Linked DNA regions of Homo sapiens: region 2 is linked to region 1. A link is a contact called in ENCODE Hi-C or POLR2A ChIA-PET data. All regions are on one chromosome and are shown on one strand. Each heading gives the region's core, a stretch centred on a gene start or an enhancer-like site at or near the end of the contact. The rest is flanking DNA. Distances are from core to core; before and after follow the strand shown.

Region 1 (2,700 bases), core at 141-2,640:
TCTTCTTCACGACCTTTTCATCTGGCTGGCTTGGGCATCTTCAAGTATGGCAGCTGGGCTTCAGGAGGGAGTGTTCCAAGAGGACAAGCCTCAATATGTGAGCAATTATCCTTCCTCTGCTTTTCGTCATGCTCATTAATATTCCATTAGCCAAAGAAAGTCACATGGCCAAACTCAGAGTCAATACATGGGATGTGGGAGGTACGGCTCCTTGAGGGCTGCCTGTGTAACAGTCCAGCCACAAAGGCTTGCCTCGGATGCCACAGCCATTGACTGGTATAGCTGGGATTTGAACCCAAGCCTGTCCGACTCCAGATCCACGCTCCTTCCTCAAGTATTGGTTGAGGCTGGCGTTTGTGGTTCCACTGCCTGAGCCTAGTGGTTAGGCGATTTTCCATCTTGTCTCCAGCCCACCCGTGTCCCTGGTACTCTCTGTGATGTTCTCATCGTACCTCTCCTGCTCCCAACAGAGGGGAGAGAAGCACCCTTCTTCTGCTGGGCTCCCCCTGCCCTTTACTCCTCCATGTTGACTGCAGAGAGCTACTCCTGCTTCCTCCAGAGTCCCAGCCAGGTCGGTGGTGGCCCCATCCCTTCTGACCCCTCCTGCAGCAGCAGCAGCCTGGCTCTGTGGGCCTCATGACCCACATGCCCTTCTGGGCCTCAGCTCAATTTTCAAGGGTACTTTTATTGGGAAAGCGAGGGATCACGAGAACAAAGGCAACATCCTTGAGATAAGCCCAAGTTTACAGCACGCTGTCGTCATCCCAGTGGACTTCCGGTCTGCCTACCAGCTGGGCCGTCCCCTGAGATGGGCCCCCTCCCCTGACCCCTGTCTACACTCAGCCAGAAGCTGATTTGAGCTGGTCCCACAGTGCTGCCTGTGGGAACCCAAGCCCTTCCTGCTCCTATCTGCCTCTGGCTGGATGACGCCCCGGGCAATTCCGCCCACTGTTTTGACCCCAGGCCCCAAACCTAGGTGAGGAACGCCCTCCTCACAGTCCTTCCCTGCTTCCAGTTCAGTGTTGACAGTGAGCAGTGCTCGCTTTGCTATGGCTAGGCCCTCACTCTCCTCTCTTTTCAAGGCCCCAAGAGAGTAAGCCATTTATTCACACCCTATCTTGACAGCAAAGCCGGGGCCTTGAACCTGGGGCACTGCTTTCAGCCATTATTCTTGCAGAGGCCCCAGAGCTCCCAGCCTGCATTTTTGGAGTCTGAGCAGGGCCCACAGCTGTTTTGCTTCAGCTAGGAGTGAAGGCTGACAAAGAGCAAGGTCTCTGGAGAAGGAGGAAATGTTTTCTGGATGCCAAACTGGTGACTGTGGGGAGGTGTGGGGCAGCGGGGAGGGAGGAGCTCTCACTTGTGCCTAGGGAAAGGTCATGGTCAATGAGAAAGCCTTTGATGGGGAGAGTCTGAGATGGGACCCAGGAACATCACCATGAAGCTGTCCAGGATGGATGTGGGACCCTCTGTCAGACCAGGCCAGTTCTCTTAATGTAAGATCAGCAGGCCAAGGTCCTGGGATATGGGAGCTCCCAGGAAGTGGACTGGGATGCCTGAGGGATCCAAGAATTAGCAGTGTCCTGTGTGGTCTCGCTGAGGGAAGCCAGGCAAAATCTAGCGGCTCAGCTGTAACAGCCGGAGCTCTTGGCTCCCAAGCAACAGGAAACAATTCTGGCTTATTTAAGCAGAAAAGGACTTTATCAAAAGGATCTTGGGGAACTCACAAAATAACCAAGAGGGCTGAAGAATACAGTTGGTGAGTCGACCAAGGAGGCTGCACAGCAGTCAGGACCACAGCCAAAGTCAGGCAATCCAGGGATGACCTCGCTGCCAAATCCAGGACTCCCTGGCATACACTGCCACCTTGGGACGTGGATATGGTCCCTGTCGCCCCAGGAACTGGAATGCCATTGACTTGGCGACTGCCACCATCCACCAGAATGGACTTCTGTGCTCCTTGCATCTCTGTATTATTAGTTCCCAACTCCAAGCCTTTGATGGGGGCATCTGATGGATTGAGCCTAAGGTAAGAGCCTATACCAACTGCAATGGCGGCTGGGAAAGTGCCCCTATCTGGGATTTTTAGCTTTTCTGGTGGGAGGCAACTAGGAAGATGAAGGATTCTCCAAACGTGGGAGGAGAGGCTGGAGGCTAGATACCTCACCTAGAAAAATGCAGGGCAGCTGAGTGTTGAAGAAACATGTCTCCAGAGACAGCCTGCGTGTGTATTCCCCCTCCTCCAGATGTCGATGTCGGGGGGCAGGGAGGTGAGGTCAGGAAGTATACGTGGAGTTAGGAACCCTGGGTTCGATTATGAGTCTCCTCTGTCTGTCAACCTGAGATAAGCTATTCACAACCCCGGGGCCTCAGTTGTGCCTCAGTGCCCACTGTCCAGCCTTTGAGCATGCAGAAGGTGTGTGCTAGCTTCTGCTGTCGTGTGGGCCCTCTGGCCGAAAGATGCCCCAAGACTGCCAAAGCCCCAAATGGAATGGGGCTGTTTGCTCAATATAATGATTGAAAGTATGGGTTTTGGAGTCAGGGAGATTGGGGTTTACCAGCCATGTGCCCTTGGATGTGTTCTTTAACCTCTCTGAACCTTAGTTTCCTTATCTGCAAAATGTAGGCATGGTGGCAGGCACACAGCCTCCCTTCCAACCTCGTCCTATGGTGCCCCCATGGTCTGCAGAGACTGGAAGGCTA
Region 2 (2,700 bases), core at 131-2,630, 200 kb before region 1:
GGAGCCCTACCCCGCTATGGCCGGCAAGTTTGCTGCCCTGGAGCCCTCCCTTACCTCTGGTGTTTGCTGGAAGCACAAGTCCATTTTCCCAATCATGCGTAGGAATGAGTGGCCCTGCCTGGCACGCTGCATCTACCCTGTCCTCATAGGCGCCGCTGCTCTCAGCTTATGGGAAACCAACTGGCTGCCACTTGGGTTTAATCTGCAAGTAACTGAGCTAATTTTCAAATCCTTCTAGAGAGTTCCCTCAAAGATAATCCAGAGATATCGATAAGAAACAAGCTGGTATGAATAGACAAAGTCACATACAACCAAAAATACCTAGCTAGTGCTTCAAAGGACCATCCCACAGGTGTGAGCCAGCATCCCAGTTCCCACCCACACAATCATGCCCCAGGGTGGGCTCTGGGTCAAAGGGAGACTGGCAGCTGGGTCACCCCATCAGGAAAGGCTCAAGGCACAGCAGACTGCTGACTGCAGCATGGTTAAGGTGCATGAGCCTGGGCTCTGGCTGAATTCCGGGAGCCCACAGCTGAGCATGGCCTGGCATGGATCCTGTCGCCCGGGTGCTTCTCCACACTTCACACTCAGCCTGCTGAACCGCATTTTATTTTCACCACGACTCCTAGAGAGCTGATGCCAGCATAAAAAAAAATGTCTTTGCACTGTGGGCTATTACATCACTATCTCAACTGACAAGTGTGTGGTGGGGAGACGCACAGGGGCAGACGTAGGTTTTGAACTGTGAAAAGCGTGATTCCAATGGGAGCCAGTCCTGGAGAGGAGCCGAGTTTGGGGGGATGGGGGGAGACTGGGCTTTGGAGCCAGGCTGCTGGATTATTATCTGTTCAAATCATGTAACGCCTCTGGGACTCAGTTTCCTCATCTGAAAGCGGGAATAATATTAGTTACTACTGCACAAAGATGATGAAAGGGTGAAATGAGTTACTTTGGATCTTAGGGGCTCCGTCAACGTAAGCTATCATTGTCATGGCCCATGCTAGGAGGAGGATGAGCAGGGGGGCTGGGGAGAAGCAGTGAGTTGAGGGAAAAGTCTCAGTCCCTCCCTCCAGAGCCCTCAGCCCTAAGGCTACTGTACCCCCCCACTCAGAAAGAGACCTTAGGTCTGCCCCACCCCCCTCCCTCTGTGACCTACACAGCTACTTCCTGCCTACTCCCCCTACACGGCCACCCTTCCACCCGAAACAGTACAAGCAGCCCCAGATAGAGCTAATAACTTCTCTCCCCCTTGCTAATCAGAATCCAAAAGGGCTCATTAAAATTCCCCTAGTCGCCAAGCCCTGGGTTGTGTCAGATTTTATATCAGAGATAAGTTAGCGAGACTGGAGGATGCCGTAGCAGCCTACCTGCCTGAACACGAACTGAACATCAGAGAGGCCTTTCTTTCCACACCGCGATTGAACAAGCCACCAAAGAGACAGCAGTGAGAGTGGGGCTAACACAAACATCCTGTTGGAGCACCGGCCCAGCCCCGATGTGGAGGGGGCTGAGCTCTGCTCTCCATGTCCCTCCCCTCGCCCACCACAGTCCGCAGGCCCCGCCCCCCAGCCTGCAGCCCCAGGGAGCGCCCACAGGGACACACCTCATAGCCAAGCCTGGCTGCCCGCTGCAGAAGGGTCTCGCCAGCGTTCTTATTGACAATAAGTCTCCGTGCTTCCGGCGGCATAGGGCGAGACTGGGTGGTCTCCTGAGGGGAACTTGAGCATGGCAGCTGTGTGGACTGGGAGGCTGGTAGCAGTTGCTGCAAGCGGTCGAAGGGCTTTGGCTCCTGCTTGGCTGGTGACAGATCATAGTCCGAACTGGGCTCCGGCCGCTTTCTGAATCTCCGGACAGTCACCTATCATAAAACCAAGCAGCGCACACGGTTAAGCCCGTGTCCTTCTAACAGCCGCTGCTTCCCCTCCTCCTCCCCACGTGACAAACCTGCGTGGAGAGAGGCACTTTATTCCTTATCTTTTTTTGGGGGTGGGGGGTGCCTGTCAAAGGAGGGTTTGGGGGAAGGGATTTCATTCTTACTAGTTTGAAACTTCGCTGCCACCCAGAAGACATGCTCCTCTAGGACAGGGGAGTGACGTGTGGTGTGGGGGAGGAGTCCAGGAAAAGGAAAGCTTTGTCCCCTCAAGCTGGGAAGCAGGCAGGCGGGGATGTGTTCGCACAGGCCCCAGAGGGAAGCCGGGGTCAAGAGGTACCTTGCCATCGGCATTCTCCACGTAGTATTCCCCTGTCAGTGGCAATCCCCGCCTGGACTCCTGAGGGATCAAGTGTTTGGTTTTGCACAGTCTCTTCCCGGATGGCTTCTCGCTGTTGTCGGTGTATTTCTGCAGCAGGGAGGCAGCCTGGCAATCCTCTTCTTCGTCTGCACACAGCACATCTGTCTTCTGGTTTTCTTTAATTTTCTGCTGTTTGGCAGGCGGCCTGGAGGCTGGTGCGCAGCTTGGCTGAGCCTGCTTTTTGCCGCCTGCACTGGTGGATGAAAGACTCTTCATGGGCGGAGAGCCGGAGAACACAGGCAAGCCTAAATACGGAGGGGGTGACGGGGTGGCGGGCGGATGGGAGACGGGAGAAGAAGCGGGCGTTACACAGTTGTAGCCAGTGCAGGAAGAAAAGCCCATTGTTAACACTGATCACTGGAGCGGCTTCAGTTTTTAAAGATACACCAATTATGTTTTCAAAGCATTA

The links. Hi-C counts contacts between places; a loop is a spot of excess contacts on that map. ChIA-PET counts read pairs that join two places held with the same protein, here RNA polymerase II (POLR2A). Pooled maps may share reads with other maps.
Region 2: a loop to region 1 is called in a map of sigmoid colon, with 3 times the contacts of the local background. The contact joins the enhancer-like site here to the promoter of LINC03099 in region 1. A Hi-C loop is called at or near these places in 2 of 168 maps with a recorded cell type or tissue (cardiac septum and sigmoid colon) and 7 of 50 pooled maps. POLR2A ChIA-PET finds 5 or more read pairs at or near these places in 2 of 52 experiments (IMR-90 and naive thymus-derived CD8-positive, alpha-beta T cell).

What each region holds. Positions count from the first base shown.
Region 1 is chrX:40,261,527-40,264,226 of GRCh38, forward strand. It overlaps LINC03099 (long intergenic non-protein coding RNA 3099), which reads left to right and starts at 1,391. Exons shown (of 3, transcript NR_110386.1): 1 at 1,391-2,026.
Region 2 is chrX:40,060,536-40,063,235 of GRCh38, forward strand. BCOR (BCL6 corepressor) reads right to left here. Exons shown (of 15, transcript NM_001123385.2): 9 at 2,211-2,536; 10 at 1,604-1,858. Among named protein-coding and RNA genes, the nearest start is that of BCOR, 36 kb to the right of the region's middle. Within about 2 kb of position 1,381, at least 2 of the 41 ENCODE cell types and tissues checked have a DNase peak (open chromatin) inside an H3K27ac peak, as active enhancers do.